Regions from separate parts of the Homo sapiens genome. Here regions 1 and 2 are each linked to region 3. A link is an interaction called in ENCODE POLR2A ChIA-PET data of the cell type or tissue named here. Cell type or tissue: Caco-2. All regions are shown on one strand. Links, peaks and the distances in the headings refer to the core of each region. The heading gives the core; the rest is flanking DNA.

What was found. Peaks named below come from ENCODE experiments on the same cell type or tissue, not always from the same donor. Only the 100,000 strongest peaks of a DNase experiment are listed, where the experiment ranks them.
Region 1: POLR2A ChIA-PET joins it to region 3 with 5 read pairs; 2 of 35 experiments call an interaction of 5 or more read pairs at or near these places.
Region 2: POLR2A ChIA-PET joins it to region 3 with 6 read pairs; 6 of 35 experiments call an interaction of 5 or more read pairs at or near these places.

Annotation. Positions count from the first base shown.
Region 1 is chr12:7,652,011-7,658,659 of GRCh38, forward strand. APOBEC1 (apolipoprotein B mRNA editing enzyme catalytic subunit 1) reads right to left here. Exons shown (of 5, transcript NM_001644.5): 2 at 2,595-2,622; 3 at 428-825. Among named protein-coding and RNA genes, the nearest start is that of APOBEC1, 11 kb to the right of the region's middle. In Caco-2, for the core only: no CTCF peak of the experiment used is centred there; no DNase peak of the experiment used is centred there.
Region 2 is chr12:8,057,082-8,063,452 of GRCh38, forward strand. It overlaps C3AR1 (complement C3a receptor 1), which reads right to left. Exons shown (of 2, transcript NM_004054.4): 2 at 1-3,114. The coding sequence starts at 3,104. The coding sequence ends at 1,656. Among named protein-coding and RNA genes, the nearest start is that of C3AR1, 6.1 kb to the right of the region's middle. In Caco-2, for the core only: no CTCF peak of the experiment used is centred there; no DNase peak of the experiment used is centred there.
Region 3 is chr12:7,914,113-7,920,761 of GRCh38, forward strand. It overlaps SLC2A3 (solute carrier family 2 member 3), which reads right to left. Exons shown (of 10, transcript NM_006931.3): 10 at 5,118-6,649. Among named protein-coding and RNA genes, the nearest start is that of SLC2A3, 19 kb to the right of the region's middle. In Caco-2, for the core only: no CTCF peak of the experiment used is centred there; DNase peaks (open chromatin) are centred at 2,199, 3,099, 3,479, 3,809 and 4 weaker places.

The DNA of each region.
Region 1 (6,649 bases), core at 969-5,968, 260 kb before region 3:
ACGGGGTTTCACCGTGTTAGCCAGGATGGTCTCCATCTCCTGATCTCATGATCCGCCCACCTCGGCCTCCCAAAGTGCTGGGATTACAGGCGTGAGCCACCGCACCTGGCCGGATTTTTAAATTTTTTTTAGAGATGGGGTCTCACTATGTTGCCCAGGCTGATCTTGAACCCCTGGCTTCAAGTGATCCTCCTGCCTTGGCCTCCCAAAGTTCTGGGATTATAGGCATGAGCCACCATGCGTAGCCAGGAGTTGTATTTTTGTAACTTTCCTTGTCATGAATTTCAGACCTAGTCCTTTATGACATTATTTTGGACTTTTACTTCTGAGACTTCCAGCCTGGGCTAACCAATCTTCTGGCCTAAAAACAGCTACTATCACCACAGTCTGTTGTAAACAATGAAGTTTCTTTGTTTACTGTTTTTACCTGATGCTCTCATAATCTGAATAGTTACTCCACTGTTAACAAGGTCCCTGAGACCTTGCCGATTTTGTTGATCCATGTGCCAAAAAAGCCGAGCTACGTAGATCACTAGAGTCACACCAGGGTGCCGACTCAGAAACTCTCTAATAGCCTGGGAGCATTCCCAGCAGGGACTCCAGGACAAGAACCAGGTGATGGAGCAGCTCATGGATGGGTGAAAATCTCTTTCTGACGTAAATTTTTTTATAAAATTAACTTCCACGTGATTGGTGGTGTTTTTGCCTGAGCTTCGCCAGATCTTCCGGCTCATGCCCCACTTGATTTCGTAGAGCAGACAGGCCTCTTTACGAAGTTCTCTGGGGTCATAGAAGACGTCAAACTCCCAGGGTTCGATTCTTCTCCTGAAATACAAAAAGCAGCCCACACTGTCATGCCACATTTAGAGAGATCTTAGAAATCTTTTCCTGCTCCCCTCTTCTTTTTTTATTTTATTTTATTTTATTTTATTTTTTTAAGATGGAGTCTCACACTGTTGCCCAGACTGGAGTGCAGTGGTGCAATCTCAGCTCACCACAACCTCCACCTCCCAGGTTCAAGCGATTTTTCTGCCTCAACTTCCCAAGTAGCTGGGATTACAGGCTCCCGCCACCATGTCCAGCTAATTTTTTTGTATTTTTAGTAGAGACGGGGTTTCACCATGTTGGCCAGGCTGGTCTCAAACTCCTGACCTTGTGATTCGCCCACCTCAGCCTCCCAAAGTGCTGGGATTACAGGCGTGAGCCACCACGCCCAGCCTCTGCTCCCCTCTTCTATCAGGCTGATCTGAGACATAACATCTCAGGAAACTTCTTTTTCTAGTATATGTCTCAAAGTTATCTGAAGAGGTCTGTTTGAATTATCAGATTTTTTTTTCTCACAAACATAGTGCACAGGTTTCTTCCCCCAGTCACATTATTTGGTGACCACTCTCTAATACCATTATGTTTTAGTCTTGAATTCAGGTGTAAGCGTGTCTTTGTTTCTCTTTTAAATTTTCCTTCATTATATTCTAACCCTTTTTTTTTTTTTTTTTTTTTAAGACATGGTCTCTCTAAGCTGGCCAGCCTGATCTCCCCTTCCTGGACTCAAGCTACTCTCCTGCCTCAGCCTCCTGAGTAGCTGAGACCACAGGTGTGCCCCACCATGCCTAGCTATATTCTAACTTTTCTATTTTACACCTAGAGGTGCTATGTTCCAATCCTTATCTTTTCTATTCCTCAATGGACTCTAACCAGATTTTCTCAAGTGTTGACGCCTCAAATTGCCAACAAGATTGTATTGTCAAGAACAGACAAAAGAGCAATTTAGCCTCAAGATTCTTCCACATTAGGATTCTATATACTAACTCCTATAAGAAAGAAATTCTACTTGCTCTCAGTGGTGTCTTTAGATTTAACACTCTCTATGTCTGAAAGCTGTAACTCAAGGGAAACTCAGAATTGAACTGCAGACTCTTCTTTGCAATATGGTTAAGTCACAAGCTTATTACATCCTAATAGTTCCCACTCATCCCTAAAGTATCACATTCATTTACTACATAGATCAATCCTTCCACCTATCAAGAGATAATATATTCCTTAACATGACTTCCCTGTCCTATGTCTGAAAAATGGGCAGACATTATAAAACGAAGATGAAGTTAAAGTGACAAATGAGTTTCCCAGGTATTTCACTAATGGCTATAAAAGCATGCGATTTAAAAAAAGAAGAGAAATTGTAAGACAATAACAGATAAGCAAGCTAGAAAATCATTTATTTAAAGAGATCAAAAGACATAAGAGCAAAGATATAAAAAACAATAACCATAGAAAATGAAACTGGAAAAGGCAAAAATGAAAGAAAGAATGGAAAATGGCAAAAGAGAAAAGGAACAATAAAGAAAGCTATATCCACAGTTCCTTTTTTTTTTTTTTTTTGAGACAGGGTCTCAGTCTGTTACCCCGGCTGCAGTGCAGTGGTGCAATCATAGCTCACTGCAGCCTTGACCTCCTGGGCTCAAGCGATCCTCCTACTCCTGCCTCAGCCTCCTGAGTAGCTGGGATTATAGGCGCATGTGCCACCATGCACAGCTCTTAAATACCCATTGATTCTTGATCAAATTAAATGGGCACTGTGATAGTGTTATTCTTACCTCAGAGTGGGGTCACCGGTTGAAGGACCTGTTGACCAAGATATGATTATGTCAAACAACACTCAAATATCAAATGAGTTGCTAAGAAAAAGTGCTCTATTATTCCAAACCTCCAAATCATCTCAGAAAATGGAATTTGAAGATTCTCTCATGGATTAATTGTATTGGACCAGCTCATTGTACCCAAGAAAAGCAAGATTTTTAAGGACTCTGCCAAAATCTCTTTTCCCAGATGCCCAATCCCAAACAAGGTAGTCTGCCTTAAGGCTTCAACAAAAATGATTAAGCACAATGGGAAAGTCACTTCTTAAAGCCTCTTAGAGGCCGGGTGCGGTGGCTCACGCCTGTAATTCTAGCACTTTGGGAGACCGAGGCAGGTGGTTCACCTGAGGTCAGGAGTTTGAGACCAGCCTGGCCAACATGGTGAAACCCTGTCTCTACCAAAAATACAAAAATTAGCCAGGTGTGATTGCGGGCACCTATAATCCCAGCTACTCGGGTGGCTGAGGCAGGAGAATCACTTGAACCTGGGGAGAGGAGGTTGCAGTGAGCCAAGATCGCACCATTGCACTCCAGCCTGGGCAAAAGAGCAAAACTCTGTCTCAAAAATAAAAATTAAAAATAGGCCCGGTGTGGTGGCTCACGCCTGTAATCCCAGCACTTTGGGAGGCTGAGGCGGGCAGATCATCTGAGGTCGGGAGTTCCAGACTAGCCTGACCAACATGGAGAAACCGCATCTCTACTAAAAATACAAAAAAAAATTGGCTGGGCGTGGTGGCGCATGCCTGTAATCCCAGCTACTTGGGAGGCTGAGGCAGGAGAATTGCTTGAACCCAGGAGGTGGAGGTTGCAGTGAGCCGAGATCACGCCACTGCACTCTAGCCTGAGTGACAGAGCAAGACTCCTTAAAAAAAAAAAAAGAAAGAAAGAAATGGAAATACAGGAAATGTTATGACACGATGGGTAGAGAAGCCTAATGTAGACATGGGCATGGACAGCTTTGAGGGGCCTCACAGGGAGTGGTGCAGACCATGGTGGTGGAGTAGTTTGGAAAATAGAAAAGGAGGTGGCATTGGTGGGGCTTTGATTTTATATATATAGAGAGAGAGTGCAGTGGCTTATACCTATAATCCCAGCTTTTTGAGATGCCAAGGCAGAAGGATCTCTTGAAGCCAGAAATTTGAGACCAGCCTGGGCAACACAGTGAGACCCCATTCCTACAAAATGTAAAATTAGCAGGGTGTGTTAGCACACACCTGTGGCTACTTGAGTGGCTGAGGAGGGAGGATCACTAGAGCCCAGGAGTTCCAGGTTACTGTGAGCTATGATTATGTCACTGTACATAGCCTGGGTGATACAGTGAGACCCTGTCTCTTAAAAAATTAAAATTTTATTTCATTTGTTATTTTTTTTGTGGAGGCGTGTTCTCTCTGTGTTGCCCAGGTTGGTCTCAAACTCCTGAGCTCAAGAGATCCTCCTGCTTCAGCCTCCCAAAGTGCTGGGATTACAGGCATGATTCACCATGCCTAGGCCAAATTTTTTTTTTTTAAAGAAAGAAATAAGGAAATAAATGGAAGATGTGTATTTGAGAATTTATATACCGCAGGCCTGCTGCTCCCCTGCATGACCCTGGTCAGATTACTCCATGGTTATGAAATCATGCCTCACCTGGCCTACAAACTAATCAGTGTCACTCCGTGGAAGAAAGTCTGGGCTGGAAAGGACAGAGGTTCAGTTTCCTGGGGTGCAGTGTGAGTGGCCCCGGCTTTGGAGTGATCTAAGCAGTACTTTGTTTAGATGGCTCTCCTGGCCCTTATCATCAGAGGAATATGGACCCCGCACTCTAGAGGAGGAAGTAAAACCAGGCAAAACCACGTCCTCCATTCAGACTCTCAAAGGTGGTTACAAACTTAAAATGGTCCATGAATCTCAGTCTAGTCTAAAGAAGCAACACAGTGTTGCAATCAAGAGCCAAGGCTCTAGGGTCAGAGAAAAATGGGTTATAATCCCAGTTTAGCCAATTACTTGCTCTAACACATTTGGCAAGTTTCCTAACCTCTCTAGACCTCAGTTTCCCCATTTGTCAAATGTAGACCCTAAGATTGCCTATTCCACAAGGTTGTCGGAAGACTCACGTAACACAATGAATGGAAAACATTTGCAAGGTGCCTGACGCAGCAGATGCTTCATAAACGTTAAGCACTGTTATTACGGCAGCCTTTCAGAGGGTTAGAAAGATGCCTGTTTTATGTTTATTTCAATGGCATGAACATCATTGACATTAAATGTCAACTTGGGAATTTTGAGGAGGTGAGAGCCTCCTGTGTAAGAATACTTCTCTTTCTTATCTCTACTATTCGGTTTGCCATGCATATGCTTATGGATTTTTAGTTTGGGTTGCAAAAATACCCACTTGGTGTCCTAGTGTGTTGTATATACGTGTGTGTGTGTGTGTGTGTGTGTGTGTGTGTGTGTGTAAATAGCTATTTAACAGAGGAAAAAGGGAACTAATAATACTGGTAACATAAACATCTCAATTACATATTTGGCATCCCAGCCAGAATCATTTGAACCAACTGCATTTCGTACTAAGTTACTACCCTTGAATTGAGCCTCATGTGTATGTTTCCTCGCCATGACTGCCAAATTGTTAGCTGAATGTCTAGTTGCATAACATAGAACCTAAGTTGAGCCAGTCCTTGGAATATGTCTCCAAAGTCAGAACACTTTTGAAGTGACTCTGAGGCTTTTTGCACCTTTAAGGCTGGAGAGAGGTGGATTGCACACTTTCTGACGTTTTATTTTTCATATAGAGGGCTAGCCATATACTGTGAAGTATGCTTTCTACGGTAGGCCCAGGCCATTCCCATGAAAAGAAAGTGAGCAAGGGCTGTGGAAAACTGAAGATAAGCCTGCATCTAGAGCTACTAAATTCCTTAAAATAAAAACAATCAATAACAACAAAACAAAATTAAAAAACAAACCAGGCTGTAGGCAGTGACTCACACCTGTAATCCCAGCACTTTGGGAGGCCAAGGCAAGATGGTCGCTTAAGCCTAAGATATCAAGGCCAGCCTGGGTAAAATGGGGAAATTTCCGTCTCTACAAAAAGATACAGAAGTTTAACCAGCTGTAGTGGTGCATGCCTGTAGTCCCAGCTACTAGGAAAGCTGAGGTGGGATAATCACTTGAGCCCAGGAGGTTGAGGCTGCAGTGAGCCATGAGCATGCCACTGCACTCCAGCAGGGGCAAGAGAGACAGACCCTGTCTCAAAAAAAGATAATAATAATTAAACTAAAATTATAAATAAATAACAAAAAAAATACCCAAAACTATTTCCTGGAAAAGAATTGAAGTCTATGACAAAAATGCATGGACTGATCAAAAGTCCCTAATTTCTTCCAATTTCCGAAATAGAATCACCTGGAAATTGATTTGTTCTGTTTTGTTTTGTTTTGTTTTGTTTTGTTTTGTTTTGAGACAGAACCTCACTCCACCACCCAGGCTGGAGTCCAGTGGTGCAATCTTGGCTCACTGTAAACTTTGCCTCCAGGGTTCAAGTGATTCTCGTGCCTGAGCCTCCCAAGTAGCTGGGATTACAGGCATGTGTCACCACACCCGGCTAACTTTTGTATTTTTAGTAGAGACGGGGTTTCACCATCTTGGCCAGGCTGGTCTCAAACTCCTGGCCTCATGTGATCTGCCCCTCTCAGCATCTCAAAGTGCTGGGATTACAGGCGTGAGCCACCGTGCCCGGCCAAAATTGGGTTTTTATTTCAGGTTTGATAGATGATTAAATAGGTGTTGGAGTCCTTGGTTACAGGTACATTATTTTTCAGACTCAGGCTGCGTTTTGAGAAAGGCGATACAGGAATTGGAGACTAAAGATTTTGATTTATGGCTTGATTACCCAACAGAGGTGTCACAGTGCCAGATGGTCTCAGAGTCAGTGGCATGAAGGAAAAAGGAAGTCTGTGAGACCTCACTGTAAGAGGCTCATGACAATAAAATTGAGTCTGAGAACTCTTCTCAAGCTAATATTTTTAAATAATAAT
Region 2 (6,371 bases), core at 1,372-6,371, 140 kb after region 3:
ACACATGTCATTTTCTGTTTTTAGACTACATCATTGTATTTGGTTTAGATGAGGCCACGTTGTGATACAAACAAGCCAGAAATTTCAGACGTTTGACACAAACATTTATATATACAGAAAAATGAGAAGGTGGTAGGGAGTTAGGTAATTTTGTTTTAAATGAAAAAGGGACAGAAGGAAAGCTATATAAATGGTTGGAGTGTATAGACAAAGTAGAAGAAAAATATGTGGTCATGAATGAATTAAAATATGGTTATTAATGAATGTTGGGATGCTGGATAAACAAATTAAAAATATGGGGTGCTTGGATAAACATCTTCATCTTTCAAAACAAGAAGTCGTTTTATCATGCCTCCAGAAAAGAGCAGCATAAGCACATGATTTAGAAACATCATGATAATTATCAAAGGAAACATCTAAAATTGTGCAAGGATTATCTCTGGGAAATGAGAGTGGGAGGAGGGAACTTTTGGGCACAGTGAGGTAGGAGACCTCATATTTCATTATATACCTTATTAAATTATTTTAAAACTATGTGCATGTATTACTTTGGCAAAGAAAAGGATTTAAAAAACCCAGAAGATATATTTGGTAATTTTGGCATGTAAGTTGCCTGTCGTCATGTTTTAAAATGTGATGGCAAGCCTGGTAGGGTACTCAGTTGCAGAGAGTAGAAGAATTGCTGCTCCATCCTCCACCCTCTTTCTCCTTCCACTTGAAATACTTTCTTAGAAAGTATTCATTTGGAGCAAGAGGAAGGGAGTAACTAGAATCTTACGAAATTAGAGGTTGTTTGAGGCACAAAGTCTGATGTGGAAGATTTGGAGGCTGGGGAGTAATAAGGAAATTAAGGAGCTTAGGAAGAGGAGTGGAAAATAGGTGCCCAACCGGTAGGCAGTTAGAAGAAACAGAACTCCCCAAACCACAGCTTTCATAACATTTCATGAGTCAGTTTTCACACAATAGATGCTTATTTAGTTGTAATAGTGGAAACTCTATGTAATAGTGGAAATTTCTATATCCTGTACCCAGGGGTGTTCCCAGGGACAGGCATCATTGCATAACCCTATGCTCCAGACTCAGTCTCATGGCTTCTTGTCTTCACAGGCATTTTCTTTTTGCACTTTCTTTTCGTTTAAAACCATCAACACCACACGACAACAAAGCATTAGGATATATGATCATCTTTCACTCACGTAGGAGAACAAGAAATGGTTTTAAATGGAATCTGGAAGACTTAGACAATGCTAAGGAAAAATTTAATGATGGAAATATCGACAAATATTCAACATCATTTAAAAACAAAGTAGCTTCTCTTATTTCACATAGCTTAGTTTGGGATAGAAATAGAACTAATGTTTACAATGATTCTTACATTTAGCATTAATCAGAAACGAGGGTTTGTTAAGTGCCCTTGCTGGGTCCCAACCCCCAGAGATTCCGATTCAGCAAGTCTGGGATGCGGCTTGAGAATTTGCATTTCTAACAAGTTTCTAGGTGATGCTGATGTCAATAGTCTGTGTACCGTTTGAGAACCGCTGGATTGATTCTTTGACAGTTTTTGAAGTCCGCTGCTCACCATATCACTTCATCCTCTTATAAACTTTCACTATGTGATTGCCTAAGAGCCCCTGCTTGTTGGCTGCTCCACATTTTCACACAGTTGTACTATTTCTTTCTGAAATGACATTGTTTGAGGGACAGTGGGTGGAACGTGTGAGCTCCTCACTGAAGGCTGCCTCCAGAATTCCCTGAATGGACTGCCTTGCTTTCTTCCTAAAATCTTTCCCCAAGAGGGCATAAAGGAAGGGATTAAAGCAACTATTGGCAGATGCTAGAGCAATGCATACATGATCCCAGGACATCAGAGTTTTCCCCAAGGGAGTTTCTGGGTCAGTAAGCAATGACAGGACTCCAAAAATGTGGTATGGAGTCCAGCAGACAAGAAAGACAGCCACCACCACCACGGCCACTCGAAAGGTTTTGCTCTGAGACTTGGCGAAGCGGCCCCTTTGCATTCGGAAGACAATGAAGCTGTAACAGGCTATCATGATAACAGAGGGCAGCAGGAAACCCACCACTAGCCTAGTGATCGTTATTGCCACGAGGGGTGTTGGCACTTGATCGTCATCTGTGAATTGGCCTAAATTGTAATAATCCTGGAAACCTTGTGGTAGCTCAGACTCGTAGAAGGAATTGCTAGAAGCGCTAGGGAACAGCTTTAAATGAGTAGAGAGAAAAGCATCAGAGTTATCCAGTGGGCTGGTTTCGTGATCTTCAATAGGAAACCCACTGGGGATTTTAGGTGAGACCACATCAGCAGGTTTAAATACATTAGAATACAGATTTTGACTTGTTAACCTAGCAGAACCCCTAGGGAGTGAATCTGCAGAAGGTCTTTGAAATGTTTGAGGTTGGAAGACAGTGGGGACTGTCCAAGGATGATCATTTGTTTGGAAAGAGGAAGGATCTAACCTATCATTCATTTCTCCAGGCGGCTGAACAATGTTTTCAAGAGACCTGTTTTCTAGTGGATCTCCATAAAAGTCTGGATAATCTAATGAGCTGGAGAGACCAAATTTGTAGCCACATCTATTATGGTTGTCTGTAGTGAAGATTTCCCGGTACACGAACACAGGAATGCACATCACAAAAGCCACCACCCAGATACATCCACAGATAGAGCAGGCCATCCCTACATTGCGATGATTCTGACACCAGATTGGCTTGAATACCACAAGACAGCGATCCAGGCTAATGGCAGTAAGCAGGAAGACACTGGCAAACATGTTGAGGACAATGATGGAGGGGATGAGCTTGCATAGGAACCTGCCGTAGGGCCACTGTCCCTGGAGAGCCAAGTGAGCCAGCGAGAAGGGCAAGGAGAGGCAGCAGAGGAGGTCCGCCAAGGTGAGGTGGAGGAACCAAATTGTGTTCACTGTCCGCTGCATCTTCAGGCCAGCCACCCACAGCACCAGCCCATTGCCTGGCAATCCCAGTAAAAAAGTAAGGCTGAGAATGACCATGGAGAGAATTACTGGGGGCTCATTCCATGGCTGTGAGAGTAGGTCAGTTGAATTGGTCTCAGCAGAGAAAGACGCCATTGCTAAACTTCTGCAAAAAGATGAAAAAAATGTTAAAACAAACAGTATCTTTTTGAAAATGCATACATATTCTTAGGATTCTAATCTTCCCACATAAAGATGTGGGATCATGAAACCAGAAGGTCCTCACGCTGTTTTAGTTTGCCTTCCTTCACCTCACACGGGACCACATAAAAGCATTCTCTGATAGACAATTATATTTATTTATTAATTTATTAATTATTTTTCAGACAGAGTCTTCCTCTGTCGCGCAGGCTGGAGTGCAGTGGATTGATTTCAGCTCACTGTAAGCTCCGCCTCCCGAGTTCAAGCGATTCTCCTGCCTCAGCCTCCAGAGTAGCTGGGATTACAGGCGTGCACCACCACGCCTGGCTAATTTTTGTATTTTTAGTAGAGACGGGGTTTTGCCATGTTGGCCAGGCTGGTCTTGAACTCCTGACCTCGGGTGATCTGCCTGCCTTGGCCTCCCAAAGTGCTGGGATTATAGGCATGAGCCACCATGCCCATCCTATGATAGACAATTTAAAATCTACTGTATTGATTTATGTGTGTATCAAAATCACAGCCTCATCTGGAAGTCCATATTAGTGTAAATTTCTCCTCTTTCTTGTACTTTCAATCTTGGTTTTTCCACTGGCTCCTTTCTTCACCCAGTGTGTTTAAAAATAAACAAATAAGCTAAATAAGTAAACACACAAAAATATCTGGACTGGAGGTCTCCAACCTGAGGTCACGAAAGGGTTTTAGGAAGTTCCATCACCACCTAAAATGATATGCAAAACTTCAACTTTACATATTCTCATTTCTCTGAGGGCAGAAGCTTCATCCACTCTCCCCACCAGATTTTCAGAGGACTCGCCGCCACAGAAAGAGGTACTCTAGACTCAGCGATGTCTTTTAGATACAACTCCATCTCCTTTTGCTTTCAAATTTTCCAAGAGTTGTTGGCCCTCTGCATTGACTTCCTCACTACCTATCATTTCTTTCTTATTTATTTGTGTTTTATGACCGTAACTTGGGAAAAGAGCTTTATTATTACAAAAGCAAAAAATATGCATGAAGAAAATTGGAAAATATAGACAAACAAAAAAGAAAATAAAAATATACTCACTAGTCAGTGATTATTATTTTAGCACCTGAATTTATATCCTCTTGACCTTTTTTTATGTGTGTGTGTGCATTTAGGTATACACATGCGTATCTTTAGACAGCAGGGGCTGTGATGGCTAGAAGCCTTCTAATATGTGGGACAGTGCTTCATTTATTTATTTATTATTATTATTATTATTATTTTTGAGACAGAATCTCCCTCCGTCATTCAGGCTGGAGTGCAGTGATACAATCTCGGCTCACTGCAGCCTCTGCCTCCCGGGTTCAAGCAATTATCGTGCCTCAGCCTCCTGAGTAGCTGGGACTGCAGTTGCCCACCAACGTACCAACTAATTTTTGTATTTTTAGCAGAGACAGGTTTTGCCATGTTGGCCAGGCTACTCTTGAACTGCTAGGCTCGAGTGATCCTCCCTCCTCTCCCTCCCAAAGTGCTGGGATTACAGGTGCGAGCCACCGCGCCTGGCCCTAACAAAAAAATTTTAATTGCCAAACACATGTATCATAACATTTACCATCTTCACCATTTTTAAGTACACAGTTCAGTAGTGTTTACCATATTCACGTTGTACAACCAATTTTCAGAACTTTTTCATCTTACAAAACTGAAAATGTGCTCAGGAAAGAATTCCCCATTTTCTCCTTTTCTCAGCCCCTGGCAATCACCATTGTACTTTCAATTTCTATGAATTCGACTACTTTAGATATCTGATCTAAGTGGAATCACACAGTATTTGTCTTTTTGTGTCTGGTGTATTTCACTTAGCATAATGTCTTCAAGCTTCCTCCGCGTTGTGGCATGGGTCAGAATTTTCTTTCTTTTTAAGGCTGAATAATATTCCATTGTAGGTCTATACTTCATTTTGTTTATCCAGTCATTCCACAGAGGACATCTGGATTGCTTTCACCTTTTGACTATTGTGAATTATGCATCAATGAACATGGGTGTAAATACATATTTTTTATACATTTTTTTCTTTTTTCAGTTAGCAGTCTCCACATTATACAATATGTACCATAAGGAATACCCGACCTTTATCTGTTTTGTTTCTGTTTGTAAAGATGGGGTCTTGCTATGTTGCTCAGGCTGGTCTCCAACTCCTGGGCTCTACTGATTCTTCCTCGGCCTCCCGAAGTGCTGAGATTACAGGCACGAACCACCATGCCCCCCCTTTTATATGATTATTTTTCAACTGTCCCTAAGACATCTTTTATAGCTGGCTTGTCCACGACAATATCTACTTCAGATCGCACTTTCTTCTTAAGTCTCTTAATTTAGCATAATTTCTCTTTTTCAAGGATACTGCTTTGTTTTGGGGCCTACGCCTACTGTTCTGAACACTAACTTCTTCTTTTTTTCTTTTTTCTTGAGATGGAGTTTCGCTCTTGTTGCCCACGCTGGAGTGCAGTGGCGCGATCTTGGCTCACTGCAACCTCCTCCTCCCGGGTTCAAGTGATTCTCCTGCCTCAGCCTCCCAGTAGCTGGGATTACAGGCATGCGCCACCATGCCCGGCTAATTTTTTTTTGTATTTTTAGTAGAGAACGGGGTTTCTCCATGTTGGCCAGGATGATGTTGATCTCCCGACCTCAGGCGATCCGCCCGCCTCGGCCTCCCAAAGTGTTGGGATTACAGGCGTGAGCCACCGCGCCCGGCCCTTTTTTTTTTTTTTTTTTTTTTTTTTGTGATGGAGTCTCGCTCTGTCTCCCAGGCTGGAGTGCAATGGTGCGATCTCGGCTCACTACAGCCTCCGCATCCCGGGTTTAAGCAATTCTTCTGCCTCAGCCTCCCGAGGAGCTGGGATTACAGGCGTGTACCACCACGCCCGGCTAATTTTTGTATTTTTAGTAGAGACGGGGTTTCACCATGTTAGCCAGGATGATCTTGATTTCCTGACCTGGTGATCCGCCCGCCTCGGCCTCCCAAAGTCCCGGGATTACAGATGTGAGCCACCAGGCCCGGCCGGCCACCAACTTCTTAATTCTTTGTAATGTATCTTCTGCTTCCATAATTCTGCTAAAATTACTTCTAAAAACCAAATCCAAACGTTTGTTTCTCAGTCACCTTCCACAATATGTGTCATTAGATACACTGACTTCTTAACACTCTCTTCTCTTGGCCTCTGTGATATTACCTTCCCCTAACTGTGAACATGCTCGTA
Region 3 (6,649 bases), core at 542-5,541:
TCTTTTTTTTTTTTAAACAAATGGGGTCATACTGAATATGTTATTCTCTAATTTCTTTTCTTTACTCAGTGATACATCATGGATGTTGTAACATAGCAGCACCAAATATCTACCTAATTATGTAGAGTATCTGCATAGTACTATATTCCACGGATGTTTCAAAATTTATGTTTACCAGTTTCTTATTGGGATATTTAGGTTTTATTTTTTATTTATTTTATTTATGTTTTTGAGACAGAGTCTTGCTCTGTCGCCCAGGCTGGAGCGCAGTGGCGGGATATCGGCTCACTGCAAGCTCCACCTCCCGGGTTCACGCCATTCTCCTGCCTCAGCCTCCTGAGTAGCTGGGACTACAGGCGCCCGCCAGCCACCATGCCCGGCTAATTTTTTGTATTTTTAGTAGAAACAGGGTTTTACCGTGTTAGCCAGGATGGTCTCGATCTCCTGACCTCATGATCCGCCCGCCTCAGCCTCCCAAAGTGCTGGGATTACACGCGTGAGCTACCGCGCCTGGCCAGGATATTTCAGTTTCATATCTTTTCTTTTCGAGATAGGGTCTCCCTCTGTCGCCCAAGCTAGAGTGCAGTGGTATGACCTCGGTTCACTGCAACCTCGACCTCCTGGCTCAAGCGATCCTCCTGCCTCAGCCTCCCGAGTAGCTGGGATCACAGGCACGTGCCACCACACCTGACTAAATTTTAAATTTTTTGTAGAGACGGGGGTCTCTCTATATTGCCTAGGCTGGTCTTGAACTCCTGGCTCAAGTGATCCTTCTGCCTCGGCCTCCTAAAGTGCTGGGGTTACAGGCGTGAGCCACTGCACTCTGCCCTCCCTGTGTTCTTCACCACTTCCTCTTCCCTTCCAAGGCCACCAGTAAATCTATCTTCTTTCTCTCTGTAGAATGGCCTATTCTGGAAATTTCGTCTCAATTGAGTAATATAGTATGTGGTCTTTTATGATTGGCTTCTTTCACTTTTTTTCTTTTGTTTATTTTTTTGAGACGGAGTCTCAGTCTGTCGTCCAGGCTGGAGTGCAATGGCACGATCTCGGCTCACTGCAACCTCTGCCTCCCGGGTTCAAGCGATTCTCCCGCCTCAGCTCCCAAAGTGCTGGGATGACAGGCTCGAGCCGCAGCACCTGGCCAATTTTCTCATTTAAAAAAATGAAACTTAGCCGGGCGCGGTGGCTCACGCCTGTCATCCCAACAGTTTGGGAGGCCTAGGCGGGCGGATCACCTGAAGTCGGGAGTTCGAGACCAGCCTGGCTAACATGGTGAAATCCTGTTTCTACTAAAAATACAAAAAATTAGCCGGGCGTGTAGCTGGGCGTGGTGTCGCGCGCCTCTCATCCCAGCTACTCGGGAGGCTGAGGCAGGAGAATCGCTTGAACCCGGGTGGCGGAGATTGCGGTGACCTGAGATCGTGCCATTGCACTCCAGCCTGGGCGACAAGAGCGAAACTCCGTCTCAAAAAAAAAAAAAAAAATTAATGTAATCCCTGAAATGTATCCCAACTCAGGCGTCAACCCTATCAAGTAACACAGCCTAGAGCAATACAGAAAGGGCAGTTAAATTCACTTACCTGCATTGGAAGGCAGGTCAAGGTCGCTGGGTTCCAGGTATATCCTGGGTCATAGCAAAGAATATTAGTGATGATGAGCAAACTAAGATAGAATGACAGGGTTCTGCAGCTGCCCACGCCTGCGCAGTGAAGAGGACTCGCGGGGTAACCAGAGCAGCCCAGGCCCAGCCTTTTTGCAGGGTCTCCAGTTTCTCGCCCCCCCCGCTTCAGCACCCCCCTTCCCCTCCCCCTTCCCCCCCCCCGCCGCCCCACCGCCTCCGTGCGCCAGTCCCAGCCTCATGCGGCCGCCGGGCTATTGGGAGGTGGGTGGTCGCGGCCGCAGCGCCAAGTCGGGCTGGCGGGCTCAGTGCTCGCTGGGGGCAGGGCGGCGAACTGGAGGAAGAGGGTGGACGTTGGTGAGAACCGCAGTTTCAGCCACGCCAGTGCAGCGAAGGCCCCCGATCAAAAAGACAGATTTGTTACTAGATGATTCATCGGTGCCATTCTTTGGGTATCTACAGCTCATGATGAGAGAGGACGGCGTGATGAAGGCCCACAGCGCGGAGCCCAAGCGGGCCTCATAAGCCTCACCTGCAGTTTGGCTGAAACATAACCTCGCAGCTCTGAAGCTCCAGGCCCAGAGGCGCTCCCTCCACCTTTTCCTTGTCTCACTTGCCCAGCCCTGAGCAGGCGACCCCTAGCCCAACCTCAACCATCTGGGGCCACTTGGAACCTTGGCCAAGTTTCTGCAACAAACACTTGATTCCAAAAAAAAGGAGGGTGGCGGGGTGGGGGACTTGAAATTTCTCTAAAAGCCCAGGTGGCTTTGGGAGGTGTGGAAGGGGGAAATCCCCTCAACCAATACCCACTATTATCTACCCAGCCATCTAACACTTATTGTGCTAGTTATAAATTTATTGTCTGTCAGCTCCGAATTCATCCCTCAATACCTGCTTTTTTTTTTTTTTTTTTTTTTGAGACGGAGTCTCGCTCTGTCGCCCAGGCTGGAGTGCAGTGGCACGATCTCGATCTCGGCTCACTGCAAGCTCCGCCTCCCGGGTTCACGCCATTCTCCTGCTTCAGCCTCCAGACCAGCTGGGACTACAGGCGCCCGCCACCACGCCCTGCTAATTTCTTGTATTTTTAGTAGAGACGGGGTTTCACCATGTTAGCCAGGATGGTCTCGATCTCCTGACCTTGTGATCCGCCCGCCTTGGCCTCCCAAAGTGCTGAGATTACAGGCTTGAGCCACTGCGCCTGGCCAATACCTGCTTTTAAAAGGTTGGAATTCCTTTAAGCATTTCCTTTTTAGAGTACTAAGAACAATGCTTTCTTAGTAGATGGTGCTGGAAGGATACTGCAGGATGAAGGGGGATTCTCTTGCTGGTTCCAGTGCCTGCACCATAGGTTAGCAGTATAGATGAGAGAAAATTTGATGGTGACCTGCCCCAGCCACACCCTGGCCTGGTGGTCACTTTCCACAGGGATGCCACACTCTAAGCCTCCCACCCCTCTGGTGCCTCGACTCCATCTGCACATCTGCATGTCTGGTCACCAGCTGTGTGTTCCCTGCTTGCCCAGGGACTGCACACCAGCACTGACCCAGGCAAACTACCAGACTTCTCTGCTCTCCAGTAGACTGAAACTCTACATTCTCCAATAAGGTGTGCACGTCAGTTTTGAGGAGATGGCAGTGGCCTTCCTTCCAAGTTTGTCATTTCTTGGATAATCTCCCTCAGCTCTAGGAAACTGCATTTTGTCTTATACCTTTTTTTTTTTAAAGGAGTTTTGTTCTTATTGCCCAGGCTGGAGTGCAATGGTACGATCTTGGCTCACGGCAACCTCTGCCTCCCTGGGTCAAGCGATTCTCCTGCCTCAGCTGGGATTACAGGCGCCTGCCACCAAGCCCGGCTAATTTTTCTTTGTATTTTTAGGAGAGACGGGGTTTCAGCATGATGGCCAGACTGGTCTCGAACTCCTGACCTCAGGTGATCCACCCACCTCAGCCTCCCAAAGTGCTGGGATTACACGTGTGAGCCACCGCGCACGGCCTATAGCTTGATATTCTTTATATTATTTCCAAAAAAAAAAAAGTGTCATTTTTGTCTTCTGATAGGACCCAGACTGACACTTTAAATAAACATCACTTAGGGCCGGGTGTGGTGGCTCACGCCTGTAATCCCAGAACGTTGGGAGGCTGAGGCTGGCAGATCACGTGAGTCCAGTTCAAGACCAGCCTAGTCAACATGGCCAAACCCGATCTCTACACAAAAATTAGCTGGGTGTGGTGGCCTATGCCTGTAGTCTCAGCTACTTGGGAGACTAAGTCAAGAAAATCGCTTGAACCCGGGAGGCTGAGGATGCAGTGAGCCGAGACCACACCATTGCACTCCATCCTGGATAACAAGAATGAAGCTCTGTCTCAAAAAAAAAAAAAATGCATATAACAAGATGTGAAATTGGAGAGGCAAGGCTTTTAGGCAGATAGGGCAGTTGTGAAAATGAATCAAGGCAATTTAAACTGGGACCTAAGGTCACTAGATTTGTCAGTCATGGTGAAGGAGTTTGGATATTATTTTAAGTGGTAAGATGTAACTGGAAGGCTTTAAGCAGCAGAGTAACATTCAATTTTAAAAGATCACTCTGGGCCAGGTGCGGTGGCTCACACCTGTAATCCCAACACTTTGGGAAGGCGGAGGTGGGCGGATCACTTGAGGTCAGGAGTTCAAAACCAGCCTGGCCAACGTGGTGGAACCCCATCTCTACTAAAAATATAAAAATTAGCCGGGTGTGGTGGCGCATGCCTATAATACCAGCTACTTGGGAGGCTGAGTCGGGAGAATGGCTTGAACCCAGGAGGCAGAGGTTGTAGTGAGCTGAGATCACACCATTGCACTCCAGCCTGAGCAACAAGAGCAAAACTCTGTCTCCAAAAAAAAAAAAAAAAAAAGACTGGAGGAGGAAGTAAAAAGAACACAAGAGAAAAACAAACAAACAAAATAGCTAGTTCTCAGTGGGGAAAGAAAGCAAAATAATTTATCAAGTATGAAAAGCAACAAATGAAAGCTGTTTTCTTTTGAGACGGAGTTTCGCTCTTGTTGCCCAGGGTGGAGTACAATGGCGCGATCTCTGCTCACCGCAACCTCCGCCTCCCAGGTTTAAGCGATTTGCCTGCCTCAGCCTTCCCAAGTAGCTGGGATTACAGGAATGCGCCATCATGCCCAGCTAATTTTTGTATTTTTAGTAGAGACGGAGTTTCTCCATGTTGGTCACGCTGGTCTTGAACTTCCGACCTCAGGGGATCCACCCGCCTTGGCCTCCCAAAGTGCTGGGATTACAGGCGTGAGCCACCGCGCCTGGCCACGAAAGCTTTTTCATTTAATCTACATAATAAACACATATTGCTATTCTCTTATGTATGAGACTCTAAGAACACAGTCTCATGAGTATGAGGGTCTCATACAAGTCTCAAAGTCAACAGGCACTGAGTAGCCAAGTCAGGATTTAGAGCTCATTTTGTGGTTACAGGAAGGACAAAAAGTAAATAAGCCCATAATGTCGTGTACATTCAGAATTTTTATTTTAAAACAAAGAACCAGAGTAACAATAGAAAATCCATATGGAAATATTCACAATCTTCTCAGTGAGAAATGGGACCCTGCCTTACTGCCAACCTACTGTTTGAGGAGCCAGAAGTTGACATGAAGTTGCAAGGTCACCTTTTCAAGCTAAAGCACACTTGATAGCTATGTGCATTTTTTTTTTTTTGAGACGGAGTCTCGCCCTGTGGCCCAGGCTAGAGTGCAATGATGCGATCTCCGCTCACTGCAACCCCTGCGTCCCGGGTTCACATGATTCTCCCGCCTCAGCTTCCCAAGTAGCTGGGATTACAGGCGCCCGCCACCACGCCCGGCTAATTTTTGCATTTTTAGTAGAGACAGGGTTTCACGATGTTGGCCAGACTGGTCTCGAACCCCTGACCGCCCGCCTAGGCCTCCCAAAGTGCTGGGATTACAGGCGTGAGCCACCGCATCCGGCCTCAGCTACGTGCATTTTTATTCAAAGGCTCCAGGAGCAGAGGGAACAGTGAGAACTAAGAACCAAAATACTGTCACTGACAAGGGTTTGGCTAAAGGGTCTGAGATGTGTAAGCACCAAGAAGGGAAAGGGAGACTGAGCAACATATGAAAAAGGGGCTGTAGGAACAAACACAGAGAAAATAAGTCAACAATAACGTACTTCCACCCAGAGCAAAGTGACAGTGCACATACATTCATCCTCTCAAGTGTGGGCTACACTGCACATTGACTCATACTGTCTAAACCTGGTTTATTGGAAAGATTCAAGTCCCCTGAGGGCATTCGGCATAGGACCACAGTGACATGGTAACAGACATACGCAAGCGTGCCGTGAGCCTAAAGCAACAACACACTTTAGATAATAATCGCTCAGAAAAAAATCCTCTCCCAGAGCTGAGGTTACAAATTCCAAGTTTGCTATAAACATTCTTTGGGGAATTCCTTTAAAGGTATGAGTTAAAATACAACAGAAAATCAACACCTAAAATCTCCTAAAGAACAAAGTGGAAAAATAATGAATCTCTACCAAGAACCAATTATTTTAGGTTTCTTATTTGGATGGCTCTCCCACGAGATAGGTGGCGGGATTACTTCAAAAGTAATGAGACTACTACAAGAAGGAGTTATTTCATCCAGTGAGGGGAACAGGCTTTCTAGAAATCACTTTCTCTTCCCTGGACTCCATCCAAAATTAGAACCCATCAACCATCATTAACTACAATGCCCATATTAGTTAATAATCCTAGATTTCAAGTACTACTACATGTAAACTATTATCTTAAAGAAAAAAGCTCCAAAGGAAATCAGTAGCTTTATTATATAGGTATATGACTTTTACGAGAAGTTAAAGAGTTTCCATCTGAAGGACAGAAATTGTTAAGAGGTAACGTACAGACCTCAGGCACCACATCATTTACCCTCCAATAATGAACAACATTTCTCCCTAAATTCTTATTGCACCTTAACCTCTCCAGCATCAAATCTTCTACTCTATAACCTCTCTTTAAACAC